Linked DNA regions of Homo sapiens: region 2 is linked to region 1. A link is a loop called in an ENCODE intact Hi-C map of the cell type or tissue named here. Cell type or tissue: heart left ventricle. All regions are shown on one strand. Links, peaks and the distances in the headings refer to the core of each region. The heading gives the core; the rest is flanking DNA.

The links. Peaks named below come from ENCODE experiments on the same cell type or tissue, not always from the same donor. Only the 100,000 strongest peaks of a DNase experiment are listed, where the experiment ranks them.
Region 2: a loop joins it to region 1, with 1.9 times the contacts of the local background. A loop is called at or near these places in 1 of 110 quality-filtered maps.

The regions. Positions count from the first base shown.
Region 1 is chr18:7,597,389-7,607,052 of GRCh38, reverse strand. All of the region lies in intron 1 of PTPRM (protein tyrosine phosphatase receptor type M), which reads right to left. Among named protein-coding and RNA genes, the nearest start is that of PTPRM, 35 kb to the right of the region's middle. In heart left ventricle, for the core only: a CTCF peak has its summit at 5,519; no DNase peak of the experiment used is centred there; H3K27ac peaks cover 1,984 bases.
Region 2 is chr18:7,719,457-7,729,120 of GRCh38, reverse strand. All of the region lies in intron 1 of PTPRM (protein tyrosine phosphatase receptor type M), which reads right to left. Among named protein-coding and RNA genes, the nearest start is that of PTPRM, 160 kb to the right of the region's middle. RefSeq lists an enhancer at 146-1,345. In heart left ventricle, for the core only: no CTCF peak of the experiment used is centred there; no DNase peak of the experiment used is centred there.

The DNA.
Region 1 (9,664 bases), core at 2,849-7,848:
CCAGGTTAGGCACCTGAGTGTCTACAAGCAGGAGAAGAGCAAATCTGATGGGTTACAAGTAAAATTCTGGGAGCCCCCAGATGAGCTGGGTGGAGTCAGGCAACTTCCAATAGAGCAGTTTCCACCAAAACAAGGTAGAAAATCCATGGCCAAGATTTTTAAAATCTGCTTTTTGGGGAATTCAGGGACCTGAAAGTAACAACGGAGCTTCCTCCAGCATCTGTAAGGCAGACTAAAGAAAACAAGACATCCTCCCTCCCCACTCAACCAAAGCCAAGGTCTGTGCCTGGAGAAAAAGGTTATGAACTAGAAAGATAATGAAGGGCAAGGGAAACAGCCTAGTTATCCTTTAAACAAATACAAATTAGCCAAATAACATAAAACCACCTCGCTCACCTCCATTAAGCAGGACCTGTAAGTCACCATCACGCTCTATCTAATGTGCAGTATATGTGACTGTGTGCTTATGGCTAGTGTGGTATACAGAGGAATATTTACCCTTGGATGAATTCAACAATTCAAAGTCAGACATGAAAAAAAAATCAAAAATGATTTCTACCTTCTCTGCTAACTTCAGATTTTACCTTCTCTGCTAACTGGGATAAGAAGCTCTCCAACCGCACAGGTCTGGGAAGGGGAGAAAAAGAAGCCAAATCCCTGCTGTCTCCTCCCCATCTGGCCCCGCCCATCCAAGATCACAGCCATGGAAGCCACTACGGTAAGATGCCTCTTCTTCCACAGAAGCAACCACAGTAAGATGCCTCTTCTTTCTGGACCTGTGCAGATCCTAAGGGTCCCCTAAATTACCAGTCCCAGGGAACAAGGAATGGCAACCACTTGCTTCTCTAGCTTTAAACTATTCACGAGAGGAGTCTTCCTCCAAACACCCAGTGCAGGCCACTAGATCCGCAGGACTTTCAAAGATGGTCTGAGTCTTCAGTTCAGAAAGACAACAGGTAGCAAAGTGCTGAGCAGCCACCTCCCACTTCCCACTCTGCCTGGTCCTGCAGACCAGTAAAGGGAGTGGCTGCTTTGAGAGGGACTCCAGAAAAGCTCCCTGCCTTCCTGACTTCCTACATCCTGCTCATCCCCAGAAACAAGGTTCCCAGGTTTCAAGCCACACCCTCTCCCTGTCTGTCATGCTCTGCAATGGCAGGAACCAGGCCCCACATATCACCTAATCCCATGTCAGCTCTTGGTCTGTGCTTAAGTAGGAGAGGAGGACTTGCCTGGTAGAGCTGGACTGGGAGGGCTGGGCTGACAACACGGCAGACCTCTCCCAAATCACTACCACAGCCTCAGACTGCAGAATGAGGGCCTGAACCTCACACGCTTAAGCAAAACCAGAGCTGTCCACAACAGGTAACATTGCAAATAAGTAGTGTATGGTTAACATTAACTCATCCCACACAACTGGAACTCTGCAAAATAACCAAGGAAATAATCCTTAAAATAACCAAAGAGATTTGGTTCGATTCACGACAAGAGCTTAAAAAGACGAGCTCATTTTCACCTTGCCTCCCTTATACATCTATAGGAGAAAAGAATGATGATGTGCTATGAACAAGAATCTCTTTTCTTTCCAAAAACTCTTTGCTACAAAGTATGGTACTAGAACGGAAGTGGGGGGGGGACATTTTTGCTGATTTCTTAAAAGAAAATGAGTGTGATAAATACAGCTAATTTCTAAGAATTTATCATCAAAATTTTATATAAGCACAGCCTTTCTGCTTCACAATATTTATTAATACTCCAGCAAGCTTGTCCAACCCATGGCCCACAGGACACATGCAGCCCAGGAAGGCTTTGAATGTGGCCCAAAACAAATTTGTTAACTTTCTTAAAACATGGGTTTTTTTGGTGATTTTTTTAAGCTCATCAGTTATCATTAGTGTTAGTGTATTTTCTGTGTGGCCCAAGACAGCTCTTCTTCCAACACGGCCCAGGGAAGCCAAAAGATCAGACATCCCTGCCAGAGATTAAACTTACTTAGTATATCCTATTAAAAAATTCACCTGTGTTGCACTGAAACTTTTTCTCTGTATTCCAAATGGTATCAATTTGTCAGCACCAAGAAAGAAAATTCAAAACTCTATTTTGAGGACCTATAGCAGCTATATCAAATAAACTGAAAATTACTGTGTACTACCACAGACAAATATGAGCATATTAGAACTATTTTATCATTCCATCCAACACTAAATTAGAAGAAATAGGGACACCAGCTGAAGTACACCTTTGCTGGCTGCTGCGTGCTCTTTCTGTATTTCTGAGGAAGTATGGCACCAGGTGAACAGGGCAGCTCCCAGACATCTTTCAGAAACCAAAGCCTCTGTGGCCCTTTCTGTATACAGTTACTGCTAACCATGCACTGCACTGGAAGGTAATGTCAAAATAAAATTTAAAATCTGTTTGCATCCTCCTTCTGAGTACACGCATTCTTTCCATATTCATAAATTCAGCATCACCATCAATACTTAACATTCCCGGCACAGACACCACTTGCAAATTTCCCCATGCAGCCCCTCCAGGGCCCACTTCAGACTCATTTGAATTGGAATGAGTATTTCCAGGTGCTGTCACTAATGCCAAGACTTCAAGGATTTCCCATACCAGAGAATCTCTGTTTCCTAGATTATAGCACATATTCCACAGGAATCAAGTTTTCGTTGTTGATGTTTGTGTTTTACCAGAGCAGCAGCTATGTCCAAACTGGTCACGAACCTCCAGCCTTACCTCCTGCATCTGGCATGTGGCCAGGCAGCCGCTGTGTCTCACTCTTAACCCTCCAGATCCTAAATCTGGCCCCTCAGGTCCCAAATTTAGTGTAAAGCCCTGCTCGGCATGAAAAGAATTGGAACAACTCATTCACAACCTGGATCATTTTTCAGTCTTCCGAAGGAAGAGACAATTTTAGCAGATCTCAAATAAAAGAATAAATGTATTGGGCTCAATTCCCAGTAACTACACTGATCAATACATCAAATGAAAATCATTTCTTGTGTGAAAAAAGAAAAACAGCACATCTTATGTAATGTGATGATTTTATAAATAATTATGTTGGCATCAAAATCTGTAAGGCACTGATCCCCACTTTATAAAGGATGGGGTTAGGCAGACACAAGCCCCCGATGTTACTATAAACTAAAGCCAGTGTGTCAGACCTAAAACCCACTGAAAATTGATCCTGGCCCAAGCATGTGTATGCTGCAGAGGCCAGGGTGCCACACAGCAGCAGGGATCAATGCTCCATTGTGAATCGGGCTTAGCAGACTCCACAGGCTGCTGTGTGTTCCACAGCATGATCCCTGAAAGGATAAAAATCACTAATTCTGAACCAGGAGAGCAGGAGGTTTGCCCATTTTAAAGCCAAAGCTACCAACTGGCATTACAGAAAGGAAGTTGGAGGAACAGAAAGAATCAGCAGGCTTCAGACAAACAGATACTCCTGACAGCAAAGCAGAGAAGGAGAGAGAAATGGGAAGTCCATCACTCAGGATCTGCCCACCAGACTCTCCCCATGGAGCACATCTGGCCTCACATGGATCCTGCAGACCTCACCCCAGGTTAGGAAGAAGAGTCAAGGCCAAACAGGCAAAGCCCAGGTAGCTGTTAACAGGCAGGGGCCCTGCAAACGTTAGCTTAACATCCAAATCAAACATTTACCAGAAAGATTCAACACCAATCTCCCAAGACGGAGTTGCAAAGTAGTCTCACAGTTTTGCAATGAATCTCAACAAAACAAATTCTACAGTTAAAACTCCAATTACTTATTTACCATAAAGTTAACTGACAGCATGACCAAAGATTATTAAAATAATTCCAGGCCGGGCACGGTGGCTCACACCTGTAATCCCAGCACTTTGGGAGGCCAAGGCAGGCAGATCACGAGGCCAGGAGATCGAGACCATCCCAGCTAACATGGTGAAACCCCATCTCTACTAAAAATACAAAAAAATTAGCCAGGCGTGGTGGCGGGCACCTGTAGTCCCAGCTACTCAGGAGACTGAGGCAGGAGAATGGCGTGAACCCAGGAGGTGGAGCTTGTAGCGAGCCGAGATCACAACACTGCACTCCAGCCTGGGCGAGAGAGTGAGACTCCGCCTCAAATAATAATAATAATAATAATAATAATAATAATAATAATTCCAAATACATCGTTCTTAGATATTTTCATAATAACTCATATTTTCTCTTAATATTTTTAGTGTCAAGTATTGAAATATATATATTATATATATTTAAATTCACTGAAGCATTGTCAAGCTTTTTTTAAATGCCAACACTTTTATTTTTAAGGTTCCACGTTCACAGTGCAAGGAGAAATGGGACTAACTAAACAATAGTCCTATTTAACATTTCTATAAAGCTCTATAGTAAATAATATGCTTTAAAAAAAAAAGCATTGCCACAGTCTTGAAAACATGGGAAGACCCCAAGCCTACAAAAAATAAAATATTAGCCAGGCAAGATGGCATGTGCCTATAGTTGCAGCAACTAGGGAGGCTGAGGTGGGAGGATCCCTTTAGCCCAGGAGTTCAAAGTTACAGTGAGCTATGAAGACACCACTGCACTCCAGCATGGGCTACAGAGCAAGACCCTGTCTCAAAAAAAAAAAAAAAAATTGCCACAATCAAACTTCCCAGATAACCCAAATATCTAATGTTAAATTCAACTGAATCCAACCAAACCCAAAGCTTCTCACTGGTCTTCTTTTAATTTGTGCCTCCCTATTAATTCCTCCTTCACAGTCCTTTTACTGTGCTAGATGGAGTCAAGTTCATAGAAGTGGATAACTTGCCCAAGATCTTACCACCAACTTAGTGGTAGAAACAACTACACCAAGGTCCCCACCCAGCTCTGACTTGAGGTCACCTCCTGCAGTCCTGACCACTTTAAAGAGCACAGACTTTGAAGGAGACGGCCAATTCATTGCTGATTCTGTCACCGACTTGCTAAGCAGACCGTAGCAAGTTACTTAAGTGCTCCAGGTTTAAGTCCCCTCATCAGTAAAATGCAAATAATGGTGGCACCTTTCTCCCAGGCCAGTGTAAGCATTTGTGTGTGACAGTGCCTAGCATGCCTAGGGGCTCAAGGAACTATATACTGTTTCTGTAGTTATTATTATTCTCTCTCCCCTAAATATGAAAAATTCCTAGCACTAACCAGATTACCAAATTAAATGGCACAAGATTAATTTATGAAATGGGTACAATGCAACTGATGTATGAGAATGTAGATTACTGTTACCCGGGTGTAGCAGGTTGAATAATGAACACCCCAAGTCATCAAGTCTTAACTCCTGAAACTTGTAAAATGCTACCTTACTTGATAAAGCGGTCTTTTAAAATATGATCAATGATCCTACAATGTGGAGATAATCCTGGATTATTCAGGTAGACCCCAAATCCAATGACAAAGATCCTTAAAAGAGACACACAGAAGAGAATAAACCCAGAGGAGAAGGTGATGTGAAGACGGAGGCAGAGATTGGAGTGATGCAGCTATGAGCCAAGGCTCGCAACAGCCACCAGGAGCCAGGAGAGAGGCCCGGAACGGGGTGTCTCCAGAGCCTTAGGAAGGAGCGTAGCTGCTCACACCTTGACTCCAGACCTGGCCTCCAGAACTGTGAGAGAAGAAATTTCTGTGGTTGTAAGCTGGCAAGTTTGTGGTCATTTGTTACAGCAGCCCCAGGAAACTAATGCACCGGGGGAGAGTAGTGACTCATACAGCAAGAAATAAAAGGGGGCAGAGAAATATCCAGAGCTAGGACTGTCCTTCCTGCAGATATGCCAGTGGGGAGGAAAGCCTAACTGAAACTCAGACTTAAGATCCACGAAACTGTTCAGAAACCGCGGGCTAGAAAAACGGTAATTTGGATACAACAGCCAGTTTTCTGTCTCCTAAAAGGTGGACATTTGTTCCCCTGTAGGGTGGAGCAATCCTTCTGTCCTAGGAAAGCCACGCCACTGGGCCAGCCGCTTCTGCAGCCCCAATGCAGGATCTTGAACCAACAGAGGGGCTCCGGGGCTCGGTCACACAGGGGAGGTCAGCCTTTGGAGAATTGTTGTCTTCTCCAAGCATGAATTCAGGTTCTGTGTTTCTCAGGAGGTGAGCCTGTTCTCAGTCCAGCAGAGCTCCCTGCAGATGCAGGAGCAGTTTCCTCTGAAACCCTGACAGCACCTAGAGGCCCAGGTAGACACAAGTGCAGCAGAGGGGAACTGAGGGGCGCAGCGTCTTCCTCTAGGCACCTCTTGGGCCACAGCCTGGTGTGCATCAAGCAAGCTTACCGGTGCAGGCAGCAAGAGCACACAATGGCACAGCCAGCACCAGCAGGTTACTCCCTCCTGCAGCTAGTGAGGAAGCAGGGGAAGGGCAGGGCCTGGAGTGGAGAGACTGCTGAATGAGCAAGGGAACCAAGTCCTTCAGGGAGGGGAGCGGGTAGAGACAACGCACAAGGTGGTGATCACAAGGACATGGACTTTTGAGTTACTGAAGTCAACAGAATGTATTTGATAGCCACAGACTGATGAGGTCTGGTGACACTGAAGTCAGGAAATGCATTTGCAAGTAAAGTCAGTGCAATTCAGTCAACACTTGTGGGTTGGTGTGGGGAGCAAGTGGTGTGTTATGTGCTGGATTTGAAAGGGGAGACAAGATTGCTGCCTCCAGATTTCTGGCTGCGCAGAGCTCTGTAGGATGATCATGAAAAAGCCGATGTTAGAAATCACAATGATGGCAATGGCTGGCCTTCGAGGCATGCTAACTACTTGACAGTCACTGTTCTCAGCCCCGGATGTTTATTACCTCATTTGGTCCTCGCAACAGACTGTGAGGTAGTCACTATTCTCCCCGCTCTACACATGAGGCATCTCAGGCTCAGAAAGATAAAATAACTTACCCTTCAGCAAACAGCTAGACCAGGAGGAGCTAGGTTTCAAATCCAGATTGGTGGGCCCCAGAGTCCTGCTCCTAACCTCTGCAGTAAGTGTGAAAAGAAAGCAGGGTCAAGCATTATGAGAACAGCTAAGAGAGCAACTGACTTTACACCAAAGCAGGGTGCATTACAGGAGAAGGGTGCAATGGCAGTGACATGCAGATAGACGGTAAAAGGCATGTAGAAGATCCCAGGAGCAAGGTGGATGGATCCCACCCAGCACCTAAGCAAAAGAACTAGGGTGAAAGGTGAAGGTCAAGTGTGCTTCAAGAGTAGCAAATGCACAGTGCACAGTCCCCAGCTCGGGAGGGTGCCACAAGAAGGGAGGCCAAGAACAGCTCTCATCACAAACAGGCCTTTGCTTTCCCTCAAGAGGGCTTTCTATCACATGGGTGGCTTTTTTAAATGGCAGATTCTCCTGGGCCCTGTGTTAGCCTCTGGAATGAAAAATGTAGCAGGGTGCTACATTTGAATAAGCACCCCCAGATGATCCTGTGAACCCCAGGTTGCAGAAACTCTGCTGTGGCAACTGGGAGCATGCACAGACTTAAGCCACAGAAAGAAATGATGAGAGCTGTTGGGAGCTCTCACTGAAAGCAAGGAACTGAGTCAGGGGTTATAGCAAGGGACCCAGCAAAAGCTGGGATAGTGGAATTTCCATATAGTACTTTTAGTAAACTTACACTTGTAGAGACAAATTAAAGAATTATTTGAGACTATTTAGACCTGCATGAACTCTCATAGTGTAATCTGCATGCTAACTTTAGCGGTTCAGCTATGAATTACAAATTCAACCTGTCCAGGGGTAGTGAGCCATTTTTTATTTTAAGCTTGAAAATTGCCCCGTAGTAATTTTGAAATATTTTAACTCTATCTCAGAACATACATAAAACACAATGAGTTCACCTTATTTTCTAATAAAGACTTCAAAGTTCCTTTTCTTTTTTTTAACAATAACACTTACAAAACCTCAGTAGTGACTGAAGAATTACTTCTTCTCAACAACAGCTGAGTTAAATTCCTCTAATCTGGTTGAGGCCAAGAAATTCTAAACACTTGATTAAACTACTCATGCCACAGAAGGCCACAGTGTGTTTGGGAATGACGAAAATTAGAATGAACGAAAATATCTTTATTTAGTCTAAAATGTGATAATAATGCTTTAAGATTTGCTCAGCTCTTTAAGCATCCTTGCAAGAAATAGAGTTTATATCCTTTAGGAATGAGACTTTACTATTAAGTAACTGGGTATGAATCACCTTAAATTGGCTACCGCGCCAAGGGACACACAGTTGCTTGTTTATTCTGTTGCCTTAAAAAAAAAAAAAAAAAAGGAATTCAGAACTAAATTCTCAGGCCAAACAGCCAGTCAACAAAAAACAAACACTAAGATAACAGCAATGTTTAGCAGAAAAAAAAATCTAACATGAGGCAAAAGTTGAATAAGCAAAAAACATGTCTTCCAAGAAAGTGCTGACATCAACAATACTATTAATACAGCAAAGCTGAACTATGGTTAGAAACCCTGTTATAAAAGGATACCCAGACTTGCACTATTTTAAAAATAATGTTACTTGGTTCTAGAAATTTCTGAGTACCTAATTTCTGTCCCTGCATCCCAAAGAACTGAGCATAGAACTAAGCCTGCAGTAGATGATCAATAAACACACGTAGACGTGCTCAGTAGAGTTTAATGAATACCAAACATGTTTGTCTTAACCTCAGAATTATGCTTTGCTTTCATTCCTATGAAAGTTTGTATAACTAGAAACACAATCACAAGCACTTAAGTCAGATTTCAGTTTCATAAACATAGGATCATAATTTTGAGCCACACTGTTTACGAGAAGATATTACTTAGCTATTGGCAATAAACATTTTGAGTTTTAGGAAACCAAAGATTTCCTGGGTAATTCTGAGCTCTGGAATAAGAAATACTGACCAATATATATTTGGATTAAGATAAAAAGAATTTTACTTTGTTGTAGTTTTAAATACATAGCTTTTTAAATTGGCCTTGGTTTCATTCACAAATATGATCTAAATTTATACCTAAACCCCACTAATTTCAAGAGGACTGTCTATATTAACAATTTTTTTTAAAGGCAAAATATCCCATTTTTTAAATGCATTGTTTCAGGCCTGGAACGCTGCACTATTGATTAATGCTAATATGAGTTATTTATAAATGGCCTGACAGATGACCCTGAATTGTCCATATCTGGATAGTTTTAGGGAGTAAGCTTTTCACCTATCCACTACATGTGTATTCTCTTTGCAAATTTGTACTCTCTTTCAAATAGTGTGGTTTCTGAAATCTTTACAGGAAATCTAATGCTTACGTAATTAAAACTAACACTTTACATAAAATCTGTAATGCAGGCTATTAATGGATATGCGAGCTATGTATCCAGACCCACTGGACATTCCATAATCCACTTCATGATTCCTGCCTACCCAGCTTAGTGTAGATGAGTGCAATACATGAATGGAGAAGCAGGGACGGAAACTTTATTAGCAAAAAGTGACTTTTTAAGAAAACTGCAGCTGACCTCAGGTTGTGGCAGTGACTACCTATCTGTGTCTAATTTCATCCTGCTCACACCTTCCCACTAAAATACATAATTAAATTCCCATGCCAAAGAGAGTAACAAAACTGACTCTAGTAAGTCAAGAATCTGTCCACTTGGGGGAAAATTACCTCCCATGACAATATTGATCCGAAAG
Region 2 (9,664 bases), core at 1,573-6,572, 120 kb before region 1:
TGGGTAACAAAGCTAGATCCTGTCTCTACAAAAAATTTAAAAATTAGCCCAGTGTGGTGGTGCACAACTGTGGGCCCAGCTACTCAGGAGGCTGAGGCAGGAGGATTGCTTGAGGCCAGGAATTCAAGACTGCAGTGGGCCTGTACTCTAGCCTTGACAATAGAGAGAAACTGCATCTCAAAAAAAAAAAAAAAAGGTTGGAGGAAAATTAATTTTCAAAAAAAAGTAATAGCTAGATTCTTGATGATCCTTCATTTTAATTATAAAACTACATTTACATTGAGGTAGAGTTTACAAATAGTCTAGGACACAGATTAATTATTTCTGTTCCTAACAATTATAATAGAGAAATGCTGCTGATAGAGGCAGGAGGCAGACAAATGCCTAGGCAGATAGGGAAGGGTCCCTGGTGAAACCTCACCTTCAAGCCTAAAACAGCCTGAAGGCTGAAGACCGGACTGCTGGTCTCAGATGAAACCCAAGACCCAAAGGGAGAACATCTGCCCCAGTTTGCCTGCCCTTTCCTAATTGATTCTTTCTGAATAATGCCTTTTAACCAATGGAATGTTGTCTTTTCCAATACTACCTATGGCTTGCCTGGGCATGCCCACATGTGCCCTGAGGGAACTGGGCGGAGCCATCAGGAATTTGCGCCTTATGCAGGGAGGAGCGTAGCCTCTTCAGCTCCTGTATGGTGGCCCTGGTATTCAATTTGTGAGGTGGAAACCTTCTTGCAGGACCCTTTTCTTTGCTGAGAGCTTTCCTTTAGAGGTTAATAAATTCCACCCTCCTCACCCTTCAATGTGTCCATGTGCTTAATTCTTTCTGGTCATGAGATAAGAACCCAGATTTAGCTGAACTAAGGAGTCAAAATCCTGCATCACTGCTATTTTGGATTTTAAATCATTATACAAAACCAGAATTAAACATACTGAAATACTGTTAAGTATGAATCAGAAGTCACATTATTAAATAACAAATATCTGAACCTTACTTATAATTTCCTATTACAGCACAAAAATAAGTAAAACTTGAAGAACTTGGGGAAGCCTTCAAAGAATAGGCCAGAGACCAGAGACAAGAAGATTTGGGTCCGAATCCCAAATTTGTAATTCATACTTACTGATTCTGTGACCTTGAGCAAATTACCTTAAACTGTGATGCCCTTGATTTTAGTGCCTGTAACAGAAATGATTATAAAACCACAGTTCTATTTTGGGGATTACATGAGATAACATTTGTAAAGCACCTGGCCTAGTGCCTGGCACACAGGAGATGATCCCAAGTAATAGATGTTTTTCAAACACTTAACATAATTCTTTGGGATTAAATTTCTCACATTTGGACTTGCTGCAAAATTGCACACGTTTAATACAGCACACAGGAAAACCTATTTATCCATTCTCAAGTTATTCCAGAAATAAAAGCCAAACACATATTCACTTTCCCACATCCAAATTTGGGAGAAATGATAATTTGGCTGTTTATTTCAACTTTTATGTCTGCAAAACAGCTTTCCAACATAAATCCAAATTTGACATGCCATTGGCTTGCCACAAAAAAATCAGTTACTTGGCTGTCTCTCAAAAGATTTTACTAAATACAGCTGTGAAACTTCATGACAAAAAAAAGTGGGAATGCACAACTAAGCAAAAATTTATCTGAGTATATACACTTAAAATCATTAATGATTAGTACTACAGACATATTTTCCTTATAAGCCAAAATAATTCAATGAAGAAATAAAGCAGCCTTTCAAGGTTAAAGGCATCTGCTTGATGAGAAAATAAACTGAAAATATAATGCATGTGTACACAAAAAACTGACCTTTTCTCCTAAGGATCTTGGCAGAGGTGATCCTTAGATCACAAAATTAGAGGTGAAAGAAGCTGGTCTCATGGGTTACTCAGTCATGGACCCTCCATTCAAGAGCCCCTTCTTACAATATCCCTGTTAGTCACCCAGCCTCTACTTAAATAATGTTGGTGACAGGGAAGTCATTACTTTTCAAGTCACCCGTTCCATTATTTCACAGCTCTAATTGACAGGAAGAACTTCATTAAAAATAAAACCACCAAGAAACTTCAAAGAACAACAAAACTATTGAAGTTTGTCTTACCACTGAATTATATAAAATTAGTTAACTAAAAAGCCCAGGTCTTTTTCTATGAACTGCTGTCAAGGCTGATATCCTCTATTTTTCACTTACGCACTTTCTCTGACTTTGATCTATTATTCCACGGAATATAACAATAGTTCACTGATTTGCAAAATAATAACAGAGTTGCATTAAAAAGTCATGAAATCTTAAGTTGAATAAATAGAAAAGCAGTATCAAGTTCAAAGGAACTGATACCCTCAATGTACCCAAAATAGGGAAGTCACATTACAGTCCAGTTTGGAACACCATTCTGCAATAAGGCACAATGGTACATCAACAGACTTCCAAAGAATGGTCATTCTCACTCTTGAGAGATTGAGAGATGGCAAAATATGAGGCTCAACTGAGGAACTAAGCATATTTAGTTTGGTTAGTAGTTGAGAAGGGAGGTAAAGATACACCACTCATTTATTCATAAACCTCTACTGAAGAACTTCTGGGTACCAGAAGTGTGCAAGTAAAAGATTAGTAATCCTTCTATGAGAGCTTAAAAAATTAAATATAAAATGATATTATTAACAACGCACAGGATAGGAGAATGTATTTGTAAATCATATTATCTGATAAGCGACTTTTAACCAGAATCTATAAAGAAATCTTAAAACTCAACAAGAAATGACCCAATTAAAAATGAGCAAAGGATCTGAAAAGATCTGAAAACGTTTTTGAAAGAAGATATGTAAATGACCACCATGAACAAAAAAAGATGCTCATCATTAGTCGTTAGAGAAATGTAACTCAAATCCACAAGTACCACAGAAGCAGATTATTTCCCTGACCCCTTCACAGGCGGGAAATGGAGTGCACTCGTGCTGGTGCTGGCAGGGGCGAATTCTACTCACTGACTGCTCCAAACCTCACAGGAGGGGGAGTGCATGTGAACAGGTGCAGGAGCTGGGGCGAGCGCTTTTGGGGAGGAGCAAGAGCGAACTCTGTACTGGCCCTGCAGCAGGGTTTAGGGTACAGTGCCCGTGATCCGAAGCCCCAGAGGAAGTGCAACAGTGCCCTTTTAGCTTTGCTGTCTGTGGATGGCTTAAGTGTTAACAGCTCAGTGGACGGTCAGTGTGACAACCGTTTGCACCCACACTTGTGGCACCCAAGTTCTTCTCTGGCGTCCAGAAGGAATGAGGTCACACGAACGAACTGAAGACAGTAAATGCAAGGGATTTTATTCCTGGTGAAAGTGGCTCTCAGCGCGAAGGGGAGATGAAAAAGGGACAGGGCAGGAAGGTAATGTTCCCTTGGAGTCCAGCCGTCCTGGCCAGAATCCTCTCCAAAGCAACATCATCAAACTGTCCCTCCGAGGTTAAGCTGCTTCTTTCCGACATCCAACCATAGTCTCCGATGTCCAGCTGCTTCTCCCCTCTGCTGGCAGAGCTCTGGGGTTTTTATAGGCACAGGATGGGGGTTGGGGGCAGGGCCATGGGTGGTTTTGGAAAAGGCAACATTGGAGCAGAAAACAGGAGCATAAGTTCTCACTTTGGGCTGCAGTTCCAGGCTCTTTGGCTTGAGGATAGGGACTTCACCAGGGACCCGTCCTTTTCTGCCCAGAATTTCCCTGCCTCCTGTCCCTATCACCACCTCATACCCATTGGGGTGGCTAGAACAAAAAATATGGACAATAACAAGCACTGGCAAAAATATGGAGAACTGGGAATGCTCATCTGTTAAGTCAGTGAACTGTACAATGTGTGGATTATATCTCAAAAAAGTTGCCTTACAAAAGGACCCCCCAAAAATGATACTCTGTACAATTTCAGTAGGGAGACCCAAATATCAACACTTAGAAGAATGAGAAAATGAGATTTAGGGACAGGATAAATATGACAGTCCATCATTTAGATGTCCATCATTTAGATGTGGTGAATAACCAGAATGAACTGTGTCACTACTGAAGACCCTTTGTCTCTGCCAATTCAGGAGAAAGTTGAATAAGTTTCTGAACTAGCTGCCATAGATGGAATGCAAATAAACCATTTGCATCTGTTGAGTCCTAGGGTCAAATACAATTAGAAAATACTACCCGTTTATGTAACTGGTATGTGTATAAAGACAAAGAGCCTGAACATTGTAATACAACACTTATTTTTCAATAAAGGGAACAGCACTACTATAAGAGTAATTAGTTTAAAACTAACATTATGAGTCAGAGTCCCACTGCCCTACACATTTTAAAGTTTATTTTGAATATATGAATATACGAGGAACAGCCACCAAATCTTTAATACTACTTTCTTAATCTCTGCTAATCGCTCTGCTACAGCCTTCCTGCTAAATGTATTCCAGTGTATGTCCTCTGACCACTGGGAATTGTATCCATTTTATGTACCCATATTGGGGTTAAAACAATAATAACAGGTTCACAGCTAGATTCTGAAAAAATCTTTTCAGGCAAGGTCAAGTAATCGATCTTACAGAAAACCAATGTTGTAGGGATAATGCCGGGTACCAGCAACCTACAGGTGTGCTAATGGTTTAAATGAATCCGCCTTCTTTTTAAGACAGTTACTACTTGTCAAGAGCCATATTTTCTTGTAGGTTTGGTCTAGGTTAAATCAGGTTTTACTAGGTCCATGTTGCTGTAAATTTTTTATTTTTAAATGAGAAGTGAGGAAAAAATGGTTAAAGTCACACTTTTTCAACAACAGAAACGATCATGATTGTCTTTGTGTAACAGATGAAAAAGAAAACACATAAGAAGAAAGAAGCTTTATAAATATCACATCAGTGTATACAAGAATTTTGAGAAAAAATTAGAAAAGTGTTACTACTTTCCATTCAACAAATGTACTAAGTGACAACTATATGCAAGACACGACACCTGACCCTTGAGAATCACACTTTTTCTCCTCCAGGAGTTTACACCTCACATTAAAAAAAAAAAGGAAATTACTAGGGAGTACATAGAAGATATGTGAGTTAAGTTTCCAGAAATGGTAAATCATTAGGAATTCAGAGCAGGTCACTTTTAGAGGGTGTTGGGAGCAGGGCCTGGAGGCACAGAACACTAATTTCAATTTCAATCACTGAAAGATATTTGTAAGGAAGCTTCAGAAGCAGAACTTGTAACAAGGAAAAGAGTGCAAGTTGCTTATGAGGGAAATGCAGGGAGTATAGGAAGGCGAGGAGGTAACACAGGAGGAAAAGGCAGACAAAAAGGGTGCTCTCCCAGCCCGCGCCCCCAGGGGACAGGGTCTCAGAATCCCGAAGGGAAACGCTGGAAGTGGCGCAAGGAACATGCCTCAAAATCATGCCTCCTGAGGAATAACAGCAACAGGAGAGCCACTGGTTGAGAGCTTCTCCCAGAGAATGTGAATTCCAGCCTACAAGCTGGTGGGCAGAGGAAACTTACACGGTTCTAGCACGAAAATTCACCCTGGAACATGGAAAGATGCAGAGCACAGAGGGCAGGGGTGGGCACTGACAGTCAGTGGAGGTCTCATTCTTAGACACTGCCAAATCTCTCTCCATGGAGTGGGACCCTCGGGCACTCACACCAGCCAGGTACTTAAGGGCTCTTTTTGCCCTTGTCTTTACCAAGAGAATTCACCAAGATTTTAAATGTTTTCTGATCTATTAGGTTAATGGTATCTACTGACTCCATGTTAGAAAAAGCTTGCTTGCTTGAATGTAATTATTATTTTGCATGAGTTTGTAGATTATTCATCTAATACAGCCTCAGGAAAACAGGATGTTCAAGAAAGATAAAAGAAAATACCAGCAGCGCTGGGAATGGGCTGACCAGCCTGTTAATAGCCTGTAGGAGGCCACAAGACTTTCACCAAGAAAAAGCAATGATTAACAGCCACCTGATACTATGCATGTTCACAAGAATGCTCTGATCATCATTTCCCCTATTTCCCTTAAAAACTCCTGATCTAGATTCACAACTTAGAAAGGCGGTCTTCAAACGCTAGTTCACTGACTTCCTGGAGTTGCTGGCTTCTTGGAAAAAAAAACTAACTTTCCATTCACCAAAACTTGTCTCTTGAGTTTTTGGTTTTCAAGTGGCTCAGACCTGAGTTTAGTTACATAGTGCCATTCTAATTTGCATTTCTCCTATTATAAGTGAACTTGAACACCTTCTCATAGGTCTAAAAGCCATTTGCGTACCGATTTACATGAGCTCTCTGTCCCTGTTTTATCCCTTTGTCTCTTAAGTTTCTCCTGTGTTCTCTGATTTTTAAGAATCCTTTAATATTAGGTAGATTATCCCTTTATATATGATGTGTTGTAAACATTTATTCCCAGTTTATGATTTGTCTTTTGGTTTTGCTTATGGTAGTTTTCTTCATACATAAAAACTTTTTCTTGAAAGTTTTTATGTTGCCACTGGCAAACCTGTCAATCTTTTCTTTTATTTCATCTTGGTTTTGAGTTATAGAAAGGCTTTCTTTATATCCAATTTATAAGTGAATTTACCCACATTTTATTTTAGTATTTATCTGGCTTCACTTTTTTTCTTGATTTTTCTTTTCTTTTTTTCTACAATTAGATGTCTGACCCATCTGGATTTTATGATGGTGTACGGTGTACAGTATGTCTCCTACTTCATATTTACCAAATGATTATCTAGGTGTTCCAACACAACTTATTAAAAGTCTAACTTTTCAAATAAAAAGAAATGGGCCATCAAGCCACCAAAAAACACAGAGGAACCTTAAATGCTTATTGCTCAGTGAAAGAAGCCAATCTGAAAAGACTATACACTGTATGATTCCAACAATATGACATTCTGGAAAAGCCAAAACTATGGAGACAGAAAGCAGATTAGTGGTTGCCAGAGATTAGTGGGACAAAAGGGTGAATAAGCAGAGCACAGAAGATTTTTAGAGCAGTAAAACTTGTTTTATGTATGATACTGTAATGCTAGACACATGTCCTTACATACTTGTCAAACCCCATAGCATATACAATACAAACAGTGAATCCTAATGTAAACTATGAACCTTCATTAACAGTAATCTCTCAATATTGCCTATGCAATTACAACAAATACACTACACAAATTCAAGATTTTAAGAACAAAGGAAAACTGGTGGGGAGAAGGAATATATAGGAACTCTATACATTTCATTTGATTATTTCTGTAAACTTGAAACTTCTTAAAAAATAAAATCAAACTAAAACAATGTAGTACTGGCATAAACACAGACAGAGTAATGAAACAGAATAGAGAGCCCAGAAGTAAACCCTGGCATATATGATTGAGTAATTTCTGACATGTGTGTCAAAAACATTCAGTGGTAAAAGAACAGTCTTTTCAACAAACGGTACTGAATAAACTGGATATCCACGTGCAAAAATAATGAATTTTCACTCTTGCCTTATATCATAATCAAAAATTAACTCAAAATGTATCAAAGACCCAAATGAAAGAGGTGAAACTGTATCACTCATCATGACATTGGATTTGGCATTGATTTCTTGGCTATGACACTAAAATCACTGGTAACAACAATAAAAATAGATAAAATGGATTACATCAAAATATAAAAATTATTTGTATCAAAAGTCACAATCAACAAAGTGAAAAGGCAACCCATAGAATGAGAGAAAATACTTACAAATCATGTATCTAATAAAGAGTTAATATACAGAACATATGAAGAAGTCCTAAAAATCAACAATAACAAAAAATCCAATTATAAAATAGCCAAAGGACTTGAATAGACATTCCTCCAAAGAAGATATACAAATGGCCAAAAAGAATATAAAAAGATGCCAAACATCATTAATCATTAGGGAAACGCAAATCAAAACCCAATCAGATATCACCTCATGCCCACTGGAATAGCTAATATCAAAAAAAAAAAAAGAAAATAATAAGTGTTGATGATGATGTGGAGAAACCGGAACCCTTTCACACTATTGGTGAGAATGTAAAATATTATAGTCTCTGTGGTAAAGAGTATGGAAGTCCCTCAAAAAGTTTAAAATAGAATTACCCTATGATCCTGCATTCCATTTGAGTATATATCAAAAAGAATTCAAAGCATGGTCCTGAGAAATCTGTATACCCATGTTCATTGCAGAATCATTCATCACAGCCAAAAAGTAGAAGCAACCCAAGAGTCTACTGATAAATAAATGGACAGACAAAATGTGGTACATACACATACAATGGAACATTATTCATCCTTACAAAGGAAGGAAATTCTGACATGCCACATGCATGAACCTTAAGGACATTACCCTAAGTGAAATAAGCCAGTCACAAAAAGATAAATATTGTATGATTCTCCTTATATGGGATACCTAGAGTAGTCAAAATGAGAGGCACAAAGTAGAATGATAGTTTCCGGTGGCTGGGGGATGGGGAGGTGCTGGGAGTTAGTTAATGGGTACAGAATCAGGTTAGCAAGGTGAAAAGAGTTCTGGAGAATGGTTGCACAACAATATGACAAAACACTAGTGAACTGTATACCTTAAAAAATAGTTCAGATGGCAAATTTTATGTAGTATGGATTTTACCACAATCAAACATAGTCTATTAATTTTTTTAAGTCTATCATTTCCCACTGATTTGAGAAGCCACTTTTATTACAGTGAATTTCCATGTGTTCTTGGGTCTATGTCCTGATTTTTTTTCTCTGATGACCAATTCGTATGCCAGCACCCACTATTTCATTACAGAGGCTCTAGAGTGTGCATATTGGAAAAAGCAATTTCCCCATTACTCTTCTACTGTCAGGTCTTCCTATTTTTGTACGTTTATTTTATATGTGGATATTAGAATCAAATCATCAAGCTCAAAGTAAAACTTTGTCACTTTTATTAGTATTGAATTAAATTTATTAATTTGAAGATAGCTGATATTTTTATGATAATGAGTTGTCCTATCAAAGAACAAATTATAACTATCCATTTGTTCAAGTCTACTTGTGGGCCCTCCAGGAGAAGTTTAAGGGTTTCCTTAATTTTTTAAGAGACGGGGTCTTGCTATCTCACCCAGGTAGACTCAAACTCTTGCGATCAAGAGATCCTCCTACCTCAGTCTAACGAGTAGTTTGGGACTACAGATACACACCACTACACCTGGCTTTTGACTTTTGTATGTTAATTTTATATTCTGCTATCTTATTTGAATTATTTTACTGTGTTTGTTTTCTCATTGATTGTTTGGATTTTCTAGTATCATCTGTAAAGAGGTAGTTTCACCTTCTTATGTGTAATTCTTAAGCCTCTATTTTTCCTTGTTTGATTTCATTGGCTATTATCTCCAATGTAATATTAAACAGCAATGAACACAGTGGGATCCTTGCCTTGTTTGGAAACTTAATAGGAATGCCTCTCTTATTTAACCACTAAGTATTATGCTGACCTTATCTGTAGTCTAAATGTTTTATCTACACCTAATGAATTGTTTAACAATTACTATTTTATTAAGTGTGTTTTTTATTTTTTATTTTTTTTGTATTCTAAATTTAATAGTTTTTTGGGAACAGGTGGTGTTTAGTTACATGGGTAAGTTCTTCAGCGGTGATTTCTGAGATTTTGGTG